3 separate regions of the Mus musculus genome follow, and regions 2 and 3 are each linked to region 1. A link is a loop called in an ENCODE intact Hi-C map of the cell type or tissue named here. Cell type or tissue: left cerebral cortex. All regions are shown on one strand.

Region 1 (8,000 bases):
AGGTCAAAGGTCATCCTCAGATGCATGGTTAAGTTTGAAGCTAGCTACAGTGAGCTACGTGAGACCTTGTGCGCTCTCGAGCCGCTCGTGTTTGTGTGTGCGTGTGTGTATGTGTGTGTGTAATTTTGACCAAAATGCTTTTAGAGCAAATCTTTCTTCTCCACATACACACAAGCTCATGCTTGGCACACATAATACATACACACATACACACACATACAATACACATACACACACACACAGACAGATACTAACCTCTCCACTGGATTCAGCAGAGATAGAGAAAGAGAGAGAGAGAGAGACAGACAGACAGACAGACAGAGACAGACACAGACAAAGACAGACTAACCATCTTCACTGGACTCAGCATACACACACATACACACACACACCTCTCCACTGGACTCAACACACACACACACACACACACACACCTCCACTGGACCCAGCATCTCACCAGCTCTTCTCTGCACCGTCCCAGCATCCAGCCAAAATTGCCCAGAAGATCTAGGACCTTCAGATGGCAGCCAGGAGTCACCAAGACAGACCCTCCCATCCTAGGCAGCTGCGTACCTTCATGCTTATAGGTCATCTCCTGGCAGCCAGAGAAGTACAGGCACACGAGGGCGCAGAGGCAGAGGAAGAAGGAGAAGTAGAGCACAAACAGGATGTACTCCATGTCTGTCGGGGATGCTGCAGGAACTAGCTTGTACTGGCTGGTCAGGCCATCCCTGCCTTCTCTCCAGCCCCAGAAAACAGGCACACCTGCCCCTCACAGCTTCCTGAATAGTGTCAGCAGCAGAAGCCAGAGGACAGGGACGCCCCAAAGGTGCACCCTTGGCAACAGCGGTGGCACCTTGGACCAGCTCCTAGATGCCGGTGACAGAGCTATCAATGGAGAGCAGCCAGTTTCCAGGCCAGCCCCAGGTATCTGTCATAGAGCACAGCTTCTAAACCTGCATGTCCTCTGGGGACTTCTCTCCTAGGACCCAATCTCCCTATGCCCAGAACTGTTGTCAACAGTCCCAGGTCCCTGGATAGTTGCAAAGCCTTTGGGCACAGCAGTAGCAACGGTATCATGACGAGAGTCTTCTGCTTCAGGCCCAGAGCCACAAAGGATGGGGCATCTCTTCCCTCGCCTGCCTGGGACATCTTCAAACTAATCCACCGCCAGCCGTGGGTGTCCTGGCACACGCAGCCCCTGTTGTCCCCGAAGTGTGGCTCTCAGAGTTTATTTACCTTAGCTCGTACACAACCTGCAACAAACCACCACAGAGAATTGGGGGAGGGGGATATGATTCCTGAGCTATAAGGAAGTCATCAGTCCCTCGCCCAGACAGAGGCCAGGGTTGGACTTAGGGATACAGCCCTTAGAGAAGTGCCACTAGGAAACCTCTCACCACAAGGGCCAAGGACCAGCCTTGCATTGAAGTTGGGCATAAAATCTGACCGCTTCATGCAGTCGCCGTTCTGAATCTCTAGGCTTGTAGGATGCTATGCTACCGTCGTGCCTCAGGGACACACAGGGCAGGATGAAGCCACAGAAGCTCTCAGGGCAACAGCTGGCGAAGGACTGACGACAAACGGGTTCAGTTGCAAACTAACATAGGGATAGAAGCACTTTTGGCTGCTGAGAAGCAAAAATCACACTGAAAACCAGTAGGGTGTCTTAGGCGGGAAGTCACTCCACAGCAGAGTCTGCTCCGGAAGTGCCCAGTGTTCCTCTGCCCCAACCCTCCACAAGCAGCTAGGCACAGGTTTTGGTTTGTAGGGCTCCTAGATGTGATGTCAGAGTGGACTCAGGAACAATGCGCCAGAAGGATCTGCCAGACATCAGGCATGAACTTCTTACTGCTGGCAGTAAGCCAAGGTCCCCAGAGAAGAGGGGACTCAGGCACGTGGCCCAGCAGGCTCTGCAGCCTTCCTGGGTAGACACCACCATAGGATACTTACACTGTCTCAAAGGCTACACTGTGGATTGCGGGGACCTGAGCATCTGCATTTGGCCCAGCCACAATAACCTAGCTCGCCTCCTCTGTCAACCTGACACAGCCCTGAACCGTCTGAGGGAACCTCAATTAAAGAACTGCCTTGATAGGACTGCCCTGTAGCCACGTCTGTGAAGAACTCTCGTGGTGACTAATGTGGGAGGGGCCCAGCCTACTCTGGGCACTGCCACCCTTGAGCAGGTCCTGTGTTGTAGAAGGCTAGCTGAGCATAAGCCAGAGAGAAGGCCAGTAGCTAAAAGCCCCCTCTGGTCTCTGCTTCAGTTTCTGCTCAGATTCCTGCCTCCAGTTTCTGTGCTGACCACCCTCGATGACGGACTGTAACCCGTAAACTGAATCAAGGTCCTTCCTCCCATAGTCATGGCGTTTACTACAGCAATAGAAAGCAAACTAGAACATGCAGCAAGGCTAAGGTTCTAAGACAAAGAGGGGAGGAAGGAGGCACAATCATTTCTTGATTACCAACTATGGTCAGCCACAGAACCAGGTCTCCAGTATGATCTCCTGGTCTGAATGTGATTTCGTTTTGAGAACCAGGAAGCAGGTTCTAGGAGCTTATGCCCTTGTCTCAGGCCTCAGAGTTTGTGCTGGGGCTGACTGCTCAACATTCCAGGCCTCAGTCTCTCAGCTACACCCAAGATCCCCATCACCCATGTGCTCAGAGCTCTGCTAGAGTTCAATTCACATGGCTATGGAATAGCAGCTACTGACAGCCTGCAGTCCGGTTCATTGTCCCATATTGAGGCCTCCTTGCTGCCAGACCCCTGCAGAGAAAGGTCCCTAGACTCCAGGACAGGGCCCAAGAAATCAACTAGGGTTTCCCCTGTACCTCTCACTAGGAACTGATGTTAGCCTGGCCTAAACTAGCAGGAGGCACAGAGAGTCAGCATAGTCTTGCCCCAGAGGGAATCCCATGGTGGGAGAAGGCGCTCCTGGGAAGCCCAGAGTGACACTAAGTCCTTAGGACTGTGGAGACCACTTAAATATGAGGACCACCACTGGGGACACTGCCCTGTCTCCATTACCTGTGCATCAGGGTGTATGATGGTCAATCTTACTGTCCACCTGAATGGACTGATATAAACACCCAGGAAAAAAAGAGTCATGTGTACCTCCAGAGACTATCAGACTACAGCCATCAGATGGCTTCAGGTTTTGAGTAGTGGTGGAGAGGTGGTAGAAACTTGGAGGTGGGGCCTGGCTGGAGGAAGCGGGTCACTGAGGGAGTGTCTCTGGGACTGTATCTGCCCTGATCCCTTCCTGTATGCCTTTCCTCTGCTTCCTGTGCAGCACATGAGCAGCTCGTGCCACGTGCTCCTGCTCCCATGATGTGTTGGCTCAGGAGGGACCCAGAATCAACGAACTCAGCATGATTGACAGTGCCGTCAGAGGCTGTAAGCCTACCCAAGCCCTTCCTCCCTAAAGTTGTTTCTGGCAGACACCTGGTCTCCATGGTAACGAGAGTTAACTAATACAAGAGTCCTCAGAGTCTAGAGGCTTCCCTAGGGTCTAGGTGTCAGGAGTCAAGAGCAGGGATGGATCTGGGAGGCTTCTGAAAAGTTTTGTAAGTGTCAATGAATTCATTCAAATGGTCTGTGAAGCTGGAGACCTGACATGGTCCTAGGATATACACCATACAGAGTAAAAGGGGGGAGGGGCACTTATAGGGAAAGACAAAGAAACCATCAGTACTTCAGCCGTGGGAGGAGACCAGGATGCACCAGGCCTGAAGGGCACCAATGGGGCACGGAAGAGTACAATCATGCTCAAGCCCAAAGCTGCAAAGCCGCCTGTCCACCCGGTCTGCACAGGGCTGGGCTAAAAAGCAGGATCCTGGGATGAAAGCCAGCCTACACGAATCTGGAGAAAAAGAGATGCTGGTGGCCCAGGAAACAGTAAGAGGGAAGCCACTTCCCATGGGCTGGGGATGCAGATCAACTGCTGAAGGGCTAACCTAGCAGGCACAAAGGCCTTGGATCAGCCTCCAACACTACATAAAACAGGGCTTGGTGGAGCACGCCAGGAACCCCACCACTCAGGAAGTGGGGCCGGAGGAGCCTCAACTACACATGGAGGTCAAGGCCAACTTGGGCTATAAGCAATCCTACCTTTAAGAAAACAGAATCCGTACAGCTTTCCCACACCCGACCTTCTAGGGTTGGCACTAACGTACGCACACACCCCTGCGTCTCTGAGGTAGGCAATGTCCTGCAAACGTACTTCTCGGGAGAGGCTGTGCACCTAGTCAGTCAGCCCCCTGCTCGGTGCCAGGCACTCTTTGGAGACAGATGCACCCCCCCCCACGCACCCCCCTCCCCCACTGCTGGCGTGCTGTGCTGTTAATGTCTCTCCCAATCAGCAGATTCAGAGATCAGGACCAGTGGAAGACAGGCCGAGTGCCCCTATCTGGGACGATTGGAAGCACAAGTACTTACAACTGCTGAGTTTTTCTGAGTGGCAGGATTCTTTTTAAATAGACTTTATCAGTTAAGTATCACTAATCCAGAATCCAAAACCTGAATTTTTTTTTATTTGATACTGAGAACATTTTAAGTTTCAAAACTAGGGTTTGGGACTAAGGCTTCACAGGCCACGTAGGCTTGAAGTAATCTTACCTCACAACAGGTTTCTTGGTAACCTTTAATTATGGATTGTTTCATGCCACACATGTGCAGTGTGAACCAACCATCTACCTACCCTCAGTAGTTTAACTCCTGTCTCACAAGCACTGTTTGCAGATGTCACAACCTTCTTCTGGCAGCAGGGGGCGCTTTCTCCCCATCAGGCCCATGTTGCAACCACGGAGATGGTACCAGCCAGAACCAGCCAGACTTTCTGCTCAAAGTGACTTTACTTCAGTGACATTTACCACCAGAGCAAAATGCCACTCCCCCCTCCCCAGAAGGGGAAAGGGCAGGCAAATAATTGTACAGTCACTAAACACAGTTACTGGAATCAGCTGAAGGCTATCGTGTGGGGGTACTGCAGCGATCCTCCTAACCACAGGAGGGAGTGAGCAAGCCTGCAGCGCTGAACAAGTGTATGGCCCACACATTCAGCAGATTACGTGGCAGTAAACATTCTAAGTGCCAGGTGAATGTAGGACAGACTCTGGCCCACCCTGGGGACAAGCCATGGGGACATCACTTGCTATTCCCCAGCTTTTTTAAGGTGGGTGTCAATAGGTCTGTGAATGCAAACAGCTATGCTGGACCTCCTACTTGTCCGGGTTTTTTTCCTGTTTGGTTGGTTAGTTTTGAGGTTGTTTGTTGTTTTGTTTTGTTTTGTTTTGGAGAAGGTCTTACTAGGAAGCCCTGACTGAGGTGGCTTGAAACTTGTTATACGTGGAGACCAACTTGGTCTCAAACTACCTCCCTCTGCCACCAGAGTGCTGGGATTAAAGGCGTGCAGCATCATACACAGCCTTCTGAGCATCTAAGATCAGCACACAAAGACCTGCCCCTGACTCAGCTCAGCCTGCTGGAGACAGTGAGTCCGAGGCTCGACCCCATCTGCCCACTGGCTCATCCTCATCTCTACATCTCTGTCTCCCGTAACTGGAAGAGCCAGGGTGGCTCTGAGGATGAATTGAGATAGTGGGGTGACCACTAATTAATCCAAGCAACCATGAGCTCAGACTCACAGACTGAACTCAGACTGGCTACCCGGGGAGGGGGCGGGGCGGGGCAGAGATGGCTCAGAGACACATTTTACACGCTCTGCATTCTGACATTTACATCCACATTAAAAATCCTTGGGTTTTATATAAAGGTATTATGACTAAATTGTGTCCCCTCAAAAGATATGCTGAAGTCCTTCCTGACTGTGCTGCTGCAGAATGTATGTATGTATGTATGTATGTATGTATGTATTTATTTATTTGGTCAATGCAAAGATAACTATGCAAGAGGTCCTGAAGAAGCGCCTCATACTGAGGCACTATAGGCTCTGAACCCAGTACATCCGGTGTCCCTAAAGATGACAGTGTGACCCAGCAGTGGACTGGAGTAGTGCAAGGAACGGCCACTATCACTGGAACACCCCAGAGCTGGAGGAAATGGAAAAGGGGGCCCTCCGGACGAGACGCCTGAGGGAAGAGACCTGGCCTCACCAGCACCTTGAGGCCAGGCTTCTGGTCTCACAAATTATAAGACACTAACTTCCTGTCATTCCAAGGGACCCATTTTTGTTCAGCCAGTCCTAGGGAAATAACATGTAAGGATCTGCCCCTCTCTCATCTCTTGGCTTATTGACGCAGAGCCTCATATAGCCCAGGCCAGCCTCAAACTCACCAATTAGCCAGAGGGCTAGTTTTGAACTCTCATCTTCCCATTTCCTCTTGTCCAGTGCTGGGGACACAGGCGTTCTCCACCACTCTGAGGTGAAGGCTTATGCTTCCCTTTAAACAGTGGAATGCTTGACGCCATCAGCCTACCTTGTGCCAACTGGGCCAGATTAGGTGTTCTGGGCCAGATAAGGGTTGTCCCCACCACCCCCTGCTGCCACTCTGACTCCACCAGGGAGTACGTCTTTGGCCATCTGCTGTCATACCTTCGCAGTTTTTCTTACCCAGAAGCACTTCTCTAACCATCTCTGTCAGAAGACGAAGCTGCCAGGTGCCAGTTCAGGAAGGAGCAGAGATCCATCTCAGACAGGTGGCCAGGGGGGCTGACATTCAAACCACAGCTTCTTCTAAGCCTCCCCGGGGACCTCTAAGTCTCCCCACCCAGCTCTGCTCTCTCCTGATGGCACACCCAGACAGCCTCTGGGAGACAGCAGTCACATGTTACAAAAAGGACTCCATTCCACACCTCTCAACAAAGCGCCTGAGATCCCGTAACACACAGTTAGGAGGCATAAAATGAGGCTGAGTGTCCTTCAAATCCCTCAGAAGGCCTGAGTATCTATGTTTTTTTTTTTTTTTTTAAATTTTGGATGCACATAACCCAAGGTCCAAACACAGAATTTCATTAGTAAGTGTTCCATGAATAAATTACCATATCTGGGTCACATTACTGTGCCACAATGTATGTAGCCTTGAGACAGCCAACACACAGCTGTGTCACACAGTCTCTGGGCCTGTGGCTGGCCCTGTGACCCTCCCCTCCTGTAAGACTGGCTTGAGGTGGCAGGCTCACCTTGGGGGGCTTCAGGCTCTTCCCTCGATGCCTCTTGGAGCGCAGCAGGCGTTCTCTCTCCTGCAAAGAAATGCAGCCACCAGTGACCACTTGCAACCAGGCCCCCATCACACAGGACCACACAGTTAAAACAAGGAGGTTCAGTGCGCCAACCTGCCTGCTTAGCTCTCTATCGGTATGACCTAGTTCACACTGCAGGCACCCAACTGAGAGCCTAGTAACAAGACACTCGTTCAGGTCCTTGTCACCCACCCTGATGGACCATCTCATCACAGAAAAACCTCGATTTTTTTTTTTTTTTTTTTTTTTGGTTTTTCAAGACAGGGTTTCTCTGTGTAGCCCTGGCTGTCCTGGAACTCACTCTGTAGACCAGGCTGGCCTCGAACTCAGAAATTCGCCTGCCTCTGCCAAAACCTGGATTCTTTTTTGGGTTGAGGCTGCCAAGCCCAAGCGGTGTGGCCTCACAGTGGTTCTGCTGGCCTTGGCAGGGTCTACCTGCAATAGCAGCAGCTGGATGCTTACAGCTTTGAGCTAGACAGAGCCAGGATGGAATCCCCCACAGCCCTTGTACTGGCTGGGTGACTTAATTTTCTCCAGTTGTTTCTTTCTTGCTGTGTGGGGCTAGGAGCTTCCTGCAGCATTGCTTGGTTGGGGTCTACTGCAGACAGGGGTGGCAGTGCTGGGGACCCAGATGGACCCAGGGCCTCTCCCTTTCAGCACACTCTCCTTTTCCTCCAGCAGGACAAAGCTGGGCCTGGATCTGACCAGATCCTGGCAGACTGGTCATTCTGTTCCCCAGCCCCGCTTTGGCTTGTTATTTTCCTTTTCACTCATTGTCTCTTTATTGAGTGTGTCT
Region 2 (8,000 bases), 100 kb after region 1:
CCACACCTATTCCAACAAGGCCAATTGTCCTAATAGTACCATTTCCCATGGGCCAAGTCTATTCAAACCATCACAGTTAACCACCACAGCTACCACCACCACCACAGCTACCATTCCTGCCTCCTTTCAGAGATAATTTCACAGGGCATAAGCAACTTACCAGAGAAAGAGTTTATTTGGGCTCAGAGCTCCAGAGAATGTTTCAGTGTGGTGGGGAATTCCTTCTAGAGGTCTAAAGTGAATAGTTACATTGTGTCCATAGTTAGGAAGCAGAGAATGAAGACTGCTGTTACTCAGCTCAATTGTATTCAGGTTGGGACCCCAGCTCCTAAGACCATACTGGCTACATTTACGGTAGTTCTTCCTACCTCAATTTACACAATCTGGTGTTCCTGGAAACACCTTTAGACACTAAAGTGGTTCTAAGTCAAGTCGAACCGAGCATGGCAATTGACCATTATACCACTTATATCACAGACACAATTCCTAGGAGGCTCATCACACAGATGCAATATTGTGGAGACCATGACTGCTCTTTGCACCTGCCACTGGGCTGTAAATGCTCTGGGGCCTGAGAGCACAGCCGTCATGGTACACACTTCCTGCAGACGTGCTTGGGGTACACTGGCACAGAAGCCCCTGTGTCACACGGGCAGTCAAAAAGGCAGCTCGTGGCAGAATACCTGTGATGCCAGTGTCCAGCGAAGTGCCTGTAGGGCCAGACTCACTATGGATCTTTGGAAGATGCCAAGGAGAAGCCAAGCCTCCAATGAAGATCATTATAGACTGCTGGACCAGGGTGGGGTTGGCTCTACCTTTGCCACCATCCCTTTGACCTTAACTTCTGAGCCATACTCATAGTTACAATGTAAACCCAAGACTCCAGAGAAACCCAAAGCATAGTTTCAGCCACAGACTCCTGGAATTTGCATACACTCAGCTGTATGCATACACTCAGCCATATGGGAATAGAAAGGGGGAGAGAAGGCTGGGCCAGGCCAGGGCCAGAGCTCTGGGTTTAGACATGGCTATTTGTGCCTTTGCTCTGTCCAGAAGTGTGACTCTGTTCTCTTCTGCTTTTTTTGGTACGTTCAGAATGATTGTCAGAGAACTGGCTTCTGTATCACAGCTTCTTAATGGCATGGTCATGATGAGGCCTCCTTTGAAAACTGCTCAGTATGAAGAGCTTTGCTGTGGTATGGGGGGTGGGGCAGGGGAGGTCCTGGGCTGGTTACCAGGAGACAAGTGCTCTTTCCACCTGTGTGGTTCTAGGCCATCTGTGCCTTTGCACATCTTAGTCTTCCCACCTACATATCAACTCCTCTGTGGCCGGGAAGACAAGCCACGGTCTTGTGTGCAATTGACCTCAGCTATGCAAATGCCATCTCCTACCTCCTTCCTTCCCATGAGCAAAAAATGATTCTATAGTTCAAGCCTGCCTCCTTTGTGGGGTGCCATTGTCAGCGTCATCTGTCAACTTGACCAACCTAGAGTCACTTGGGAAGAGGGACTCTCACTGAGGGACTGCCTCCATAGTACTGACCTATGGATATGTCTGTGGGGCAGTTTCTTAATTGCTAATTAACTTAGGAGGGCCCACACCACTGTGCCATCCTTGGGCGGGTAGGGGTTGTATAAAAAAAGGTAGGTGAATGTGAGCTTGAGAGCAAACCAATGGTTTTCTGCTTCAGGCTCCTGCCTTGACTTCCAGCCTTGGCTTCTCGCCATGATGTAATAGCCTGAAGATGAAGCAAACCCTTTCCTCTATAAATTGTTTTTGGTAGTGTTTTATTACAGCAACACAAACAGTTGAGGACATATGAAAACATACATAATAAGTATGCTCTACTATTCTGATAGCCTTACCATGCTGCCTCCTGACCCAAGGTAACGGCTGAGCACCACCATCCATATATTCTTTCCATCCCAGAAAAGAGATGTGGGTTATAGAAAAATCTAGTGTCCTAATAAATATGTTCTAGAAACTGGGTGTGGTGGCGCACGCCTTTAATCCCAGCACTTGTGAGGCAGAGGCAGGCAAATTTCTGAGTTCGAGGCCAGCCTGGTCTACAAAGTAAGTTCCAGGACAGCCAGGACTACACAGAGAAACCCTGTCTCGAAAAACCAAAAACCAAAAAACAAAACAAAAAAATATGTTCTAGAAGTTGAACAACATACTTCAGTTTAGTCCCATTGGCCAGAACTCAGTCCCATGACCCCACCTGCCTACAGTGGATTCTGAGAAGCATCTTTATTTATTCTAGGTGACTGACCACATGGCCACCTGAAGTTCAGGGTTCATTAGTTCCTGAACCAGGGAAAACAATAGCCAGATTGGGTTTCTCAGCCCACAGACACCTAGGTCCAAGATCAGCCCTGTCTCTGTGTGCCAGCACATGACAGGGGAAGGGTGTTCTACATATGAAATTAGGGCCCCATCTCTAACTTCAACTATCTTCTGAACATCCTATCTCAAGATGATGAGGGCGGAGGGTCAAGGCTTCATCATGAAATTTGGGGAAATGGAATTCAGTCCAAAGCACAACGGCAATTCAACTCAGAACAACTGGACATGGGGCCTCACTGCAGCCAGAGCTGTGATATCTGAAGGAGTGTCTCAGGCTTAGCAGTGTACTTGATGTGGCTCCAGTTCTACAGAAAGCATCCTCAAAGCTCAAATAAGCAGAGCACTCCACATCCTCAAAACAACAACAACAACAACAACAACAACAACAACAACAACAAAACCATCATCAACATGACAGGGCCCAGGGCCTTACCTTCCAAGGAATTGTTTGTTTGTTTTTTGTTTTTTGAGTCAGGGTTTCTCTGTGTAGCTCTGGCTGTCCTGGAACTAACTCCGTAGACCAGACTGGCCTTGAACTCAGAAATCCGACTGTCTCTGCCTCCCAAGTGCTGGGATTAAAGGCATGTACCACCACTGCCCATTTCAAGGAATTTGTAAAACCTCGGAGGCCACAGCTGCTTCCTAGTCGTAACTATACTCATCGTGTGAGCTGGAGTCGGGCTCTCTTGTGAGTGGTGTGGGATACTGCAGAGATGAAAGCATCTCTCCCTTTAACACTGGCCAAGGCTTCTCATAGAAACCTGTCAACCTGCTTTTGTTCAACCCTGAGGATGGCAGGGAAGGAAGACATCCCTGACACTCCTGCTCTGTAGCAAGCCCTTCACACACCTAAACACATGTGGCCGGCCCCACCTCCTTCAGGACTTTTTTCAGTGGAAGCTACAGACATAACATTGCTGGCACGTCATGTATAGCAGAGCTGAGGCTGAGCCCATCACCATTCGAGCCCAGCTTACTTTGCATCTGTGAAACAAAAGCCAATTTGTTGAACTAAATGTCCAAAATGCTCTGTCTGCTGCAGTCTGAGCCTAATGGATGTGCTGAGGCGAATCCAGTCAGGTATATTCTCTGGCTCCTTGAATCTGCTCACTCCCTGCTTTCCCTGCCACGGTTTTGGCTGCATTCTTTAAACATGCTGTTTCATATCACTGTCTGCTTTTCCTTTCCTGCTGGTGCACTCTAGCGGGAGGCTGTGCTGTCCACATGGAAACGCCCTTTGCCTAGCGAAGAGATGATGAGCTCACTGTCTGCGTGGCTCTATGTAGGGCACAGGCAATTTGATATAAACCCCACATGAGAAATTCAACAAGAAGAAAAAGCCAAGGAAAACATCCGACTGCCCACTCAAGTCTCTGTCCTGGTAACTATGGTGTCTGGCAAGCTAAGGGAACAATCAGGTTATCTTAATGGGAAGCTGACATAAATGGCTGAGAATGGCTCAAGGGAAAGGCTTCTCCAAATTATTGATTCATAATTGATTGATGATTGATTGATTGATTGATTGATTAGACTATTGGAATATGGAGGGGGGACACTAAAATGTATAGAATAGTCTCTCCAATAACACAAAGCACTTCCTTGGAAAGTAGCTGAGAAGGAAAAGAGGTGGCTGTATGACCCAGGGAAGAGGCGGTCCGATCCAGGTTCCATGTGGAGTCTCCATCAGAAACAAAGGCTATGAGTGCAGCCTATGCGAGTGTTCTGGCCACTCATTGCATCTCTCCATGGCGTGGAGTGATATTGATATTTACTACTGGTGGGAAATGACACTCAGACTCAGGAGTGTAAGAGGGTATGGGGGGTGGGGGAGGCAATCCTGATGATCTGAGCTGTAGTTAACCACCCCGCTGAACTCTCCGAGGTGCTGAACGTTCTGTATTTTGGGGGGGGGGGCAATCCTGATGATCTGAGCTGTAGTTAACCACCCCGCTGAACTCTCCGAGGTGCTGAACGTTCTGTATTTTGGGGGGGGGGTGCAATCCTGATGATCTGAGCTGTAGTTAACCACCCCGCTGAACTCTCCGAGGTGCTGAACGTTCTGTATTTGGGGGGGGGGCAATCCTGATGATCTGAGCTGTAGTTAACCACCCCGCTGAGCTCTCCGAGGTGCTGAGCGTTCCTTTCTCCCACAACGACACAAATTAGGACAGAAGTAATGAGACTATGTTTACTGAGCATCTATCATGTCTGCGAATCAGATTGTGTTTGCTGAGCACTTACTCTGTGCCCGGTGCCTGGCTACCCATGCAAAATTAGCTCATTAGCACACAAGGTCCCTAACCTGTTTTATTTTGCCTTTGGTTGACCCGAGCTCTTTCTGCCTACTCCTGAATCCTCTGTTGTCATCCTGACCCATATGTGGCCTGACCAGCTCATCCTTTGCTCTCTCACCATATCCTGGCCATGGCAGCACCTTGAGACTGGCCTGCCCTCAGAAGGGAGCATCTGGCCTGTGGAATAACCCTAACCATAGCCTCCACTGGGTTCTGGGTACCATGAAAGTGGTTTGTCTTTCTAAGTCAGGAGTAAAATTTTTGGATAGACTCTCACTCTATAGCTCAAGCTTTTCCTGAACTCAAAGGAGCAGGCCATCATGGCTTCAAATTCATGATTGTCTCTGCCCCCCAAATGCTGGAACCATAGACATACACAGGGCTTTGATTTTTAATTTTATTTTTTACATATTATTTTACATTATTTTGGCCCAGGGTTGTTCCTTGTCTAGCCCTGGGTCCCCCACATATGGCACAGAGTTCCAACAGCAGTAAAGGCTCAGTCACATGACTCATGTTTTAAAATAGCTGAGTCCCACTTACTAGATTGGTTACAGAACTTCCTTAGTGGCCATGAGCTGTATTCTCACAACTTTAGGCAGAGGCTCAGACAGGCAGCTTAGCTGGTAGAGTGCTCACATAGCATGCTTAGCACTGAATTTAATATTGACCATAATGTGGTGGTACACACCTGGAATCTCAGCATCCAAGCAGTGGAGGCAGGAAGTCACCTTCTACTAAATAATAAGTTTAAGACAAATTTGGGCCAAAATAATGTAAAATAATATGGAAAAAATAAAATAAAAAATCAAAGCCTCAGGCATCTCTCCCTGAAGCCCTTTGTCTTAATACTTCATTTGGAATGAGGCCATTAGGAGTCTCCAGGCTGAGTGCTGTCCTCTCTCTGTTCTAGCTGACCAGCAAGAACTGGAAAGGGTCATGGACCTCTACCTGATATAGGTCTGTGTGAGACCTGATGCCACTAGAGCCAGAGGTTAAAGATGGCATACCACAGCCTATAAAAGTAATTTTTATTCGCCTGATGTAATTATCATCCCAGCGGCTTACTGCTGAATAAGCTCACCCTTTCTAGTTCTTTCTGAATTCTGGCTGGTTCAACTCAGCTGTTCTGGCTCAAAAAACTCCTCTCCAAGCTGACTGATTCAATCTGGTCTCTCTCTGCTTCTCACTGAATTGTTCTGCATGACCTCAAACTAACTCTGGCGATTTGTTCTACTCTCTGGCTCCTTCTTATTCTCTGGCTTCAACCACCTCTGTTGACTTGCACTGAACTGCATGAATTCAAGAATGAACCCCACTGCACTGCACTGCACTGCACTGCACCACACTCCCTACACTACACTGCACCACACTCACTGCACAGCACTGTGCTCACTGCACTGCACTGCACTGTGCTCACGGCATTCAAGACACTGCACTCACTGCACTCACTGCACCCACTGCACAGCTCCAGCTACACTGCACTCACTGCATAATACTGCATTGCATCATGCTCACAGCATTGTGCTCACTGCACTGCACTTCACCCCACTCACTGCACTGGCTCCCAACTCACTCAACTCTCCAAATGACTGCTCTTAAATGGCTCTTCTTCTGGGAGTTGGGTGTATCCTATCTCTGGCTCATTCAGTCAAATCTTTCTCTGATTTGTCACTTTGTCTGCCCCTCAATTAAATGTCACTTTCAAACATAGCTATTCCCTTCTACAAGCTAATTTTACCTTCATTGTTTGGAATTAAATGTGTGTACTAAAGGTGTGTTTGCATTCAAGCTGAATCACACAGACCTAGAAGATCTTTGAATGTTATCCAAGAAGCCATGCTGCTGGATTAAAATTCTTCTACAACAGCCTCTCAGGACACAGAAGGCATTCTTACAAGGACCTGGGTCAGATGCTCACTGTCACCATCTGAACCTTTTTCCTTTGTCTTTGAATTTGTGTTTTGTGACAGTGGGACATCAGAGCATACATACAGCCAGGAAAACATGGAAGCTGTGGCAGCTGGCTGGCTGGGAACCAGGTCAGGCTTGCTGCTGTTGCTGGTGATGGCAGCTGTGGTGACTATGGGAAATAGGAAGATTCCTGTGGGGCTGATGCACAGGCGTTCCTGAGGACAGGGGAGGACACTGGCTCTCCATCTGCGAAGCTTGACCCAGAGGTGACTGTGTGTTCACTCTAGCCAAAGCCAAGACCAGACCTAAAGGTCAAGACAGTGACCTTGACAAAGGTTTAGAAGTATGCAGAGTCACAGCAAAGCGATCGAGGAAATCAACATAAAGTTTCTCTGAAAGCTGAGCACAGACAGACCTACCACATGACCCAGTTAGACCCAACCCAGGAATCCACAGTCAGAATGCTGAGTTCCATACAACAATCCTCAAACACCAGGGCTATTGCTGCACTTCTCATGTTAGCCAGGAAATGGAAGTAACCAAGACAGCCAACAGAAGGAGGGATGGATAAAGTAAGGTCCATATGTCTGGTGGACATTTTATGAAACCACGGCTTGTGCATGAAAATGGATGGGACTGGAAATTATTATGTCAAGTGGAACAAGCCAGATTCAGAAAGACAAATAGCACATGATTTCTCTCCCGTGGAACCCAGACTTAAAGTTATATGAGGTGTGTGTGTGTGTGTGTGTGTTTGTGTTGGATGTATACATGCTTCCCATGTCTAAATGTTTTGCATGTCTGAATGTTTTGCATTTTAAATGTAAACATGTTTTGCATTTAGATGTATGTACTCACGGATGCACATGTATGTGGAGACCTGAGGTTGATGCCAGGAAATATTTTTCCAAAGTGCTTCTGCCTTATTCGTTGAGACAAGGTCTCTCAGTCAAACTCAGAGCTCACCCATATGGCTAGTCTCACTAGCCAACTTGCCCTGGGGACACCCTGTCTCCACTTTCTAAAGCTGGAATTATAGGTCACCCACCACACGCAGTTGCTATTTACCTGGGGTCTGGAGGTGTAAACTTGGCAAGTGCTAAGGCACCTTCCAGTCCCTCAGAAGTGATTTTTAGGTTGCACCTGTCAGGAACAATGATGTCACTTTCCATTAAAAATCAAAGATGGAAGAAGAGAAACCTTAGACAACCTCTGTATTCGTTGTCTCATCACTGTCACAAAATACCCGAGGAAAGTGACTCAAAGAAAGAAGGGTTGCTTTTGGTTCACAGTTCAAGGGTACAGCCCATCACAGCGGGGAGTTCAAGGCAGCAAGGGTATGAGGCAGCTGCTCATATCATATCTGCAGTCAGGAAGTGGGGAGATGGATGTTACAGTCAGGAAGAGGGAAGATGGAGATAGATGCTGGTGCTCAGCTCACTTCC
Region 3 (8,000 bases), 82 kb after region 1:
GCAGATTTTGACATTAGATATAAGATATATCGAACCCTATGCCCCACAAATGTGGTAAAATTAAATGAGTGGTAATCAAAGTATAGAGTTCCAAGGAAAAAATATGAAGAAATAAAGAACACTGACTTCCTGCCTTCAAACTCGCCAGCTGTGCTGAGCCTCTCAGTGTCCATTTCTTAAGAGATCTCCCTCTGGGTCTCAACAAGTTCAGAGTCAGAGACAGCATGGTCCACAGGGCAGCGACCACCTCCACCCACCATGCCAGCTCTCCCGGGTCCAAGCCAAAGCAGCCACAGACCATCCTGCACAAAAGAGCAGGGCAGGGTTGTGTGCCAGTAACTATTGACACAGGTACTGGCTGCCAACCCTGGTGTGAACTCTAACACTTGGTAAGAGCTTTGCTACACTGTTCCAAACCCATCTGCCAGTCCACTCTGAAAGCTCTTGAGAAGCACACTTCTTGGGAAATTTAGAAAAGGTGTGCCCAAGCCAGAGGCAAGAGCAGAGTGCCATCCATCATTCTGGTCCTCTGGGTTGCCCTCAGAATGCTGACCTCTTGTCTGCTTCTAGCTAGGGTTTGTCCCTAAAAGATTACTTTTATTTTATGTGTACAAATATCTTGCCTGTGTGTATACCTATGCACCATTTATATGCCCAGTGCCTGCAGAAGCCAAGAAAGGGCATAGAACTTCCTGGACCTGGAGTTGCAGATGGTTGTGAGCTGCATATGGGTGCTAGGAACTCAACCCAGGTCCTCTTCAGGAGTAGCAAATGCGTTTAACTGCTGAAATATCTCTTCAGACCCCCAGCCAGGGTTTTGACCCAGCATCCAATTACATCTCCAGAGTCCTCACTGTCCTCATGTCCACTTCCTATGAGACGCCTGCCTTCTCCACTCTCAGTTCAGGCTCCCAGAGCTACCCCTACCCCACCCCTGTACCGATGCTGCCTGCGTCCTCTCTGCCTTCAGCTACCTGTGGAACCACATAAGCAAAGATAGCACTTCTTTGACACTTTGGAGTTGGAGGATTGCTGGCCATCCCAGGATCCTTTTCTGAGCCTCTAACTATAGCAGCCCCAGTGGCTAGGAGGTCATTACGGTGCCATGTTTCCATAGAAAGCAGAGGGACAGTACCTAAGCTTTATTCTAGCCCTGCAGGAAGATGGTGATACACTGCCAGGGTTTCACACATGGGGCAGCATTTGAGGTAGAGGAAAGCTCACTGATCTTCTGCTCCTCTACTGGAGCAAACTGCTCGTCCTCATCACGTGATCTGTACCTGCACGGCATGGGGCTAAAATAAGAGCCCTCAAGGCAGAAGTGGGAGGCAGATCGGTGCAAGCTATTCTCTTTATATAACCCTCTCTCCCACAGAGCTCAGAGACTGAGTGCCTTGCCTAGAGACACAGAGACACCGGGGCCTGAGCTCACCTCACCCGGGACTGCTTCTTAGGATCATCAGCTTAGCCCCATGGCAAACGAGAGTTTCCAGCAAGGGCGTCTGCTCTGCCACAGAGCTGAAGGACACAGCTCAGCACAGACTTATCATCATGATCGTTTAGTAAGAGGACCACATCTCTGATCCCCAGACAACCCAGCAAAAGAGGGACACTGCCACCCACCCCACCCGACCCCCATTTATACAGAAAATGAAGACTGAGCGAGAGGTTAGTGCTCTTGCCCAGATCTCTCATAGCAATAAGAATCAGGGCACAGATTCTAGTGGGGCCATTCTATCATCCTGGAAGAGGAGACCCACTCAAGCGAATGGGGACCACAGTAATACTTAGTCCTCACAGGAGGACCCTTACTCAGAAATCCCAGGTAGAAAACGCCTTCCGAATTCCAAGAGGCAGGTAGGTTTTGAGACATCTCAGTTCCCAGAATCCCTAGTGGGCTAGATCTGCCTGAGGGGAGACCCACATAAATCTTGCTGTTGCACACAAGTGTGATGCTCTGGGGGGTACACATAGGGAGTCACAGTTTGGCAAATCAAGAGAAAGCCACAAGAATGTAACTCCGGTGCAGGGTTACATTATTACATGAACAGGAATTTCTCAGACAGACAAGAAGGAAACAGTATTTTAAAGGAACGGCAGGGAAAACCCAATTTGTGTGCAGACAAGACCATGAAGCACAAAAGTTGCCGAGACAGGACAGCAGGAAAAGGGATCAGGTGGGCCAGGGACACCAACAGTGAGGAACTTGCTGCACAACGGAGACAGTGGGACTCTGAAGATGGCTTATAAAACAGGGAATGACAGTCTTGACATCTACAAGACCACAAACCTTTTGAGAATTTCATGTTGTGAAACGGCCCAGGTGATGAGAACTATCTGCAACTCCCGTGCAGACCTCAGCAATCCTACCTGAAGCAAGGTCTCAATGAGCACTTTGCGACAATCCTCAGCTTCACAAATGAACCCACAAAATGAGCTTTCCAACCACACCTCACTTAGAACCCGTCCCTTCCACTTGGCCTGCCCACCTGATGGGACAATCATCAGCCAGCCCTCTGATCTGGAGAAACAGCCAGCTCCTCCCCTAGCCTTGCCCACACATCAAAGACTCCCAAGTTACAGGAGGTGGCATCAGATATCCCCTCTCCTCCTCGGCTTTGGGAGGTACAGCAATTTACTGCGAAGGCCTGGGGGGCGGGGAGAGCGAGGGGGCGGGGTGGCGTCCTGCCACACTAGGAAGCACGGATTGGCAAGGAGCTCGGCTTTACTTTGGTCTACAAGGAGCCGGCCAGATGAAGGAAGGGCGTGCCCAAAATGGGAACAGCACAGAAAAGGCCAAGGTCAGGGGGCCAGAGTGTGCACTAATGGCAGGTGCTGAACGGATCAGCTACCTGTATCTTTGAGCTTAAAGCGCCGAGGAAAGTCTAGGGTAGAGCCTTGGTGCGGGAAGGGAAGCGAAAGGCTCCAGCCTGGCCAGTGGCCTAAAAAGGCTTATCCTTGGAATCCCGCAGCTGGGAGGGTGGAATGATGGACTGAAAGTCTAGGAATACGCAGCACAGCGCAGCTCCCTAAATGGAGGCCGAAAGGTCGCCAGCCTGATCGCCAAGAGCACGACATGGAACCGGGCAGCACCATGGAGCTGATCCCGGCGCCTGCCCCGAAAGGCGGTGCGCCCAGGGCGCGCCGCCGGGCACAGGGTGGATACCAGCCTTTCTTCGCAGCGCTCCAGCCTTCTCCCCGGCGCACACGTGGGCGGAGCGGCGCGAGGGTGTGCGTAGCCCGGCAGCCGCAGCGTGTGCAGTGCGTGGGGTGGGATATCACCAGGGCGGCCTCCCACTCCGGGTCACCCCTACATACTCTGGGCTCCACCTAGGCAGAGACCCTCAGGACTGGAACGGGCCGGCCAACCACGCCCCCCTACGCCGCTTGCTGGGGCTCGGGTGGGTCCCCTCCCACTCCTCACTCCGGGATGTAAGGACGAGACGAGTGGAAAGCGATGTGGTGTGAGCGACACAGGGAAGCAACGGGCCAGTGTTGGGGAGCGCCGCCACCACAGGAAAGATGGGGGGGGGGGATAGCTGGGGAGAGTGGGGGAGGGGAGATGGGCGGGGCTGGGAGGTAGGATGAACGGTTGTGAGGGGCGCGGAGGCTGGGGGTGGGGATCGGACAGGCAGCAAAGGTAGCGGTGTCCTCGTTGCAGGGTTCACCCACTGGGTGCGGTGTCCCGGACCCCCTTCCTCCGTGGCACACCTGTACCCACCTGCTTGACGCTCCGACACAAGCCGAGCAGCAGCGGGGAGCCGCATTCTCCGGCCGCCCCCTCCCCGCGCGCACCTACGCTGCTGTCGCCGTCGCCGCTGCCTTAAAATGGACGAGATAGAACAGAAAATGAATGCATGCAAAAAATGAAAATAAAGAAAACCTGGACCGTAGCCGAGGAGGCTCGGCCCGTGGGGAACCCGTGTGCGATGCGGGAACGGCGGGGACCGGCGCCGCACGCTAGCGGCTGCAGATCGGTGGGCGCCGGGCGCCGGCTCGCGGATTGGCCCCGCCCCCTCCCGCATCGTCCCTCCGATTGGTGTTTTCTCCCGCCAGTCATTGGGGAGGGTGTGGTGTCCTCGCGGCCCCGGGCGAAAGCCCTTAGAGGTGGTCAGCTCCCGGCTCAGGCGAGCGTGCGCACTGGGCGGGGAAGGCCTGGGTGCTGCTAGTCTAGACCCCCCGGCCATCACAGGCAGAAGCAACGGGAGTTGGGGGGAACCTTCTCAGGCCTAGGAAGCTCTCCCTGCCCACAGAGGCCGCCCACCGCGGGATGGTGACCATCCTGGGAAAGATGCAGCGATGGCGGGGGTGTCTACCCCCACATTGTGCAGATAAGAAATCTGAAGATCAGAGGTTAAAGCGAAATGTTCAAGGTCACAAATGGTAAGAGGAAGACCCGGGATTCCAACGATTCTGACGTCTCCATCATTGAGTAAAACCGCACCTACTTCATGACAATGCGATGGCAACCGGGGTCTTGCAGAAAGATAGGGTTTAGCTAGGCAGAGATCCATTGGTTTAGTATAGGTCTACAGATATGTATTGAGGACCTACTGTGCTGTCCCTAAGATCTAAGGACAACGTAATGGACAAACAAGCAAAAATGGAGAAGAGCATCCATGCCCAGGGAATAGTTTAATGACAATGGGGCATATTTGACAGTCTAAAAAAGACTGTCTCAAGGCAGAGAGAAGACTGGAAAGGTAAGAAAGAAGGAATGGGCAGAGGCCAGTACCACGAAGTCTTATGGGCTACGAGAAAGCCTTTGGAGATTACCCGGAAGCTTGTCTCACCTTGGGAAAAACTACTATCAGATTCACACTTTTTAAATATACCAGTCAGGATAAACTCTGCTGAGCTGCGGTAACAAACGAGCCGGAATCTCACTGGCTTGTTTCCTGCCTGCACTCTTCATCCTGCTTGAATCAGCGGAGGCTCTACTGATGGACAGCTGTCACAGGTCAGGCTTATGAGACTGGGTCAGAAGGAGCACAATTTGCAGAGCAGTGTAAAGGAAAGGTGGCCTGATACAGGAGTTTGTCAAACCAACCCTCCCACCTTAAAAGCACCGCATGCTTTTGCACTTCATTGGCCAATGTAAGACACATGGTTCTGCCTGACTTTAGAGAGGACAGACCTTCCCAGAACTGAAGGGGGAAGACCCAGAATGTGAGGGACTCCAAGGATGTCATTAACAGCAACGGACCAGGTGTAAAGAGAGCATGGTCCAAAATGGGGACCTGGTAGCAACAGGAACGACAGGAAGGGTGATGTCATAGGAACACAGCCAGGAAAGAAGAACAGGAATGAGGTGTTTCGGGAATGATCAGAGTCTGCCCCCCACCCCCTACCCTCTCTCTCTCTCTCTCTCTCTCTCTCTCTCTCTCTCTCTCTCTCTCTCTCTCTCTCTCCTTCACAATATGACCTTCTTTAGAAATAAGACCTTGACAAGTCTCATTAATTAAGATGAGGTTATCCTGGAGTAGCCTGGCCCCTCATCCAGTCTGACTCCTGTTCCTATGAAAATGGGTGCAGGGAAGTGCCCAGAAAGGACATAGTTGGTGAACCTGAAGGCATCGCAGGAACACCAAACATCAACTTGGGGAAGGAGCAGAGGGAAGGCTTCTGAGAACTGCAGAGGGGCTTGAATGGCTTGAGGTAGCCATTCTAGCTTAGAACAAAAATAGTAAGTTTCTGTTACTAGGGCCACTGAGTTTGCCCTGATTCGATACATGTGTATCAGTTACAGATTGCCTTTGGCCACAAGTTATCTGAAGCCTGTTCTACAGTATGCTTTTCCTCACTTAAGAAACCCAAGGCAAGCGAGCCCTCCCTTTCCCCTGTCCTCCCCTCCTCAACATGGGATTTCCTTCCTCATGTTATCTTCAAGGTGGCAAGGTGACACCCATCTTCCTGTATCCTGTCTTCATTCCAGACTGGAGAGAGAGATTCAAAATGCACAGGACACATCCCACAGCTCCTTGCAACAGCCTTTCTGGAAACTCCTCTGGAGGATCCTATTTAATATGTTTGGCCAAAACATCATTGCACAACCCCTCTGACTCCAGAGGAGGATTTCTTTTTGATTTAAGAAAACGAGGTTTGTTTGTTTGTTTTTTTCAGATGCATGATAAAAAACAATGCCACAGGGTTCTGATAATGGGTAAGAGAAGAAGAGTAGATTATGAACTGATGTCTGTGTGGTGTGTGAGTTTCATGATGCCCAGAGCTTCTGAAATCAGGAGCCCTCCTTAAGAAGAATAAGAATTACAAAGTTCTGTGCAAAAGATAATGTTTTTTTCTAATGGAGCCATAGAGATGGTTCAGTGAGTAAAACACCTGTCACTGGGTCTGATGACCTGAGACCCACATGATGAAAGGAGAAAGCCAACTCCCACAGTGGTTCTGACACAGACACACACACACACTCAGAGAGAGAGAGAGAGAGAGAGAGAGAGAGAGAGAGAGAGAGAGAGAGACTACACATACAAACACAGACACATACATTATAGATTCATAGACACATGTAGAGACATACACATGTATGTATGTCTCTACGTGCTACATGTATTCTATTTTTATTTAGAATAACGAAATACAACAAATTTTGTTTCATGCAGCTAGAAGCCATAAACATAACAAGACACAAGACTCAGAAAACCAGTATTAATTGAATTAATTACTTAGCTGACAGCCAGCCACTATTATAGAAGTATCTTTTGGTTGGTTTCCCTTCCTCTTCCTCTTCCTCTTCCTCTTCCTCTTCCTCCTCCTCCTCTTCCTTCTCATCCTTCTTTATCTGTTTTGAGTGACTTCATGGGATAATGATTTGGTAACATTTTTCTATGCAGAAATCATAGAAATAGATCATTTAGAGTTCTATAATAAGAGTAGAGAAAAATTTTGTTGGTTTTTGTTGTTGTTTGTTGTTTTGTTTTCTTGAGACAGAGTTTGTCTTTGTGTGTAGCCCTGGCCATCCTGGAACTCACTTTATAGACAGGGCTGTCTTAGAACTCAGAAAGATCTACCTGCCTCTGCTTAGATTAAGGTGTGTGCCACAGCCACCACCACCAGGCTCCAGTAGAGGAAACTTGGATGTAGATAGGAAGGTTCTCCTGACTCAGACTCATTACGAGGGACGTGCACATTTTCAAGATTGCTTGAAAGCTAGGGAAGACTTGAAGACTGAATGCTTAGGGTAAAGTTATTTGTTGTATCTTGTTATTCTAAATAAAAATTTAACTCTGTGTGTGTGTGTGTGTGTGTGTGTGTGTGTGTGTGTGTACTACCATGAGAGTTGGTTCTTTCCTTTTACAGTATGCGTTCTGAGGATTGAACTCATATCATCAGACCAAGTGTCAGGTGCTTTTATTTTACACACTGAACCATCTCTCTGACCCCAAATTATTCAAAATAAATATTCTTCTTGCATCTAGATTAGAATTCATGTCAGTCCCCCTGCCCCAGCCTCCAGAGTGATGGGCTAGTGAGCATGTGACGGCCTGAGTGGCTTTTAACTCTCATGAGGAGAAGCATCTAATAGATGCAAGCAGAATGTGAGCAGCCCAGCACTTCCCATCCCTGCCACCTAGGAAGAAAGAACTCAAGTGTCCAAGCTCCCCCAGGTCCCTGTGGCAGACCATGGCTCTGCTGTGCTCTCTGAAGCCTGCTGATCCTACATTCACACGGTGACTACCTGCTGATCCTGCCCCGGGTATTTTCCATCACAACAACAGGCAATGAAGCTCACACAATACTGCAAACACAAAGCGATGAGAGCCATCCCAGGTGTCAGAAGGGGTAAATGCTTAACCTCTCAAGCTTGAAGGTGAATTTACCCCGGTGCCACTGTGTGGCTGCTGCATAACCCTCAGTTAGACCTGGTGAGGAAGGTGCCACTGTGCTATCCTAGTAAAGGACAGGAAGCTGGATCCAGGGAGCAAGCACCTGAGGACACACCTAGTATCTAAAACTGCACCCCTGGCCATGTATTGTATGGC

The links. A loop is a pair of places that touch in the nucleus more often than their neighbours do. Peaks named below come from ENCODE experiments on the same cell type or tissue, not always from the same donor. Only the 100,000 strongest peaks of a DNase experiment are listed, where the experiment ranks them.
Region 2: it touches region 1 in a loop (6-fold over the local background); 13 of 42 quality-filtered maps call a loop at or near these places.
Region 3: it touches region 1 in a loop (3-fold over the local background); 15 of 42 quality-filtered maps call a loop at or near these places.

Annotation. Positions count from the first base shown.
Region 1 is chr5:37,106,463-37,114,462 of GRCm38, reverse strand. Jakmip1 (janus kinase and microtubule interacting protein 1) reads right to left here. Exons shown (of 21, transcript NM_001347348.1): 7 at 7,145-7,204. Among named protein-coding and RNA genes, the nearest start is that of Jakmip1, 25 kb to the right of the region's middle. In left cerebral cortex, a CTCF peak has its summit at 4,788 (motif pointing right); DNase peaks (open chromatin) are centred at 4,783, 5,459, 6,749 and 7,629; H3K27ac peaks cover 1,401 bases.
Region 2 is chr5:37,006,395-37,014,394 of GRCm38, reverse strand. No RefSeq gene overlaps it. Among named protein-coding and RNA genes, the nearest start is that of Gm52814, 19 kb to the left of the region's middle. In left cerebral cortex, a CTCF peak has its summit at 3,567; a DNase peak (open chromatin) is centred at 3,542; H3K27ac peaks cover 637 bases.
Region 3 is chr5:37,024,321-37,032,320 of GRCm38, reverse strand. It overlaps Gm52814 (a long non-coding RNA gene), which reads left to right and starts at 2,689. Exons shown (of 2, transcript XR_003955901.1): 1 at 2,689-3,464; 2 at 3,662-7,247. It also overlaps a transcript of Jakmip1 not described here. In left cerebral cortex, no CTCF peak of the experiment used is centred here; DNase peaks (open chromatin) are centred at 2,000, 2,548, 3,245, 4,036 and 1 more place; H3K4me3 peaks cover 3,447 bases; H3K27ac peaks cover 3,504 bases.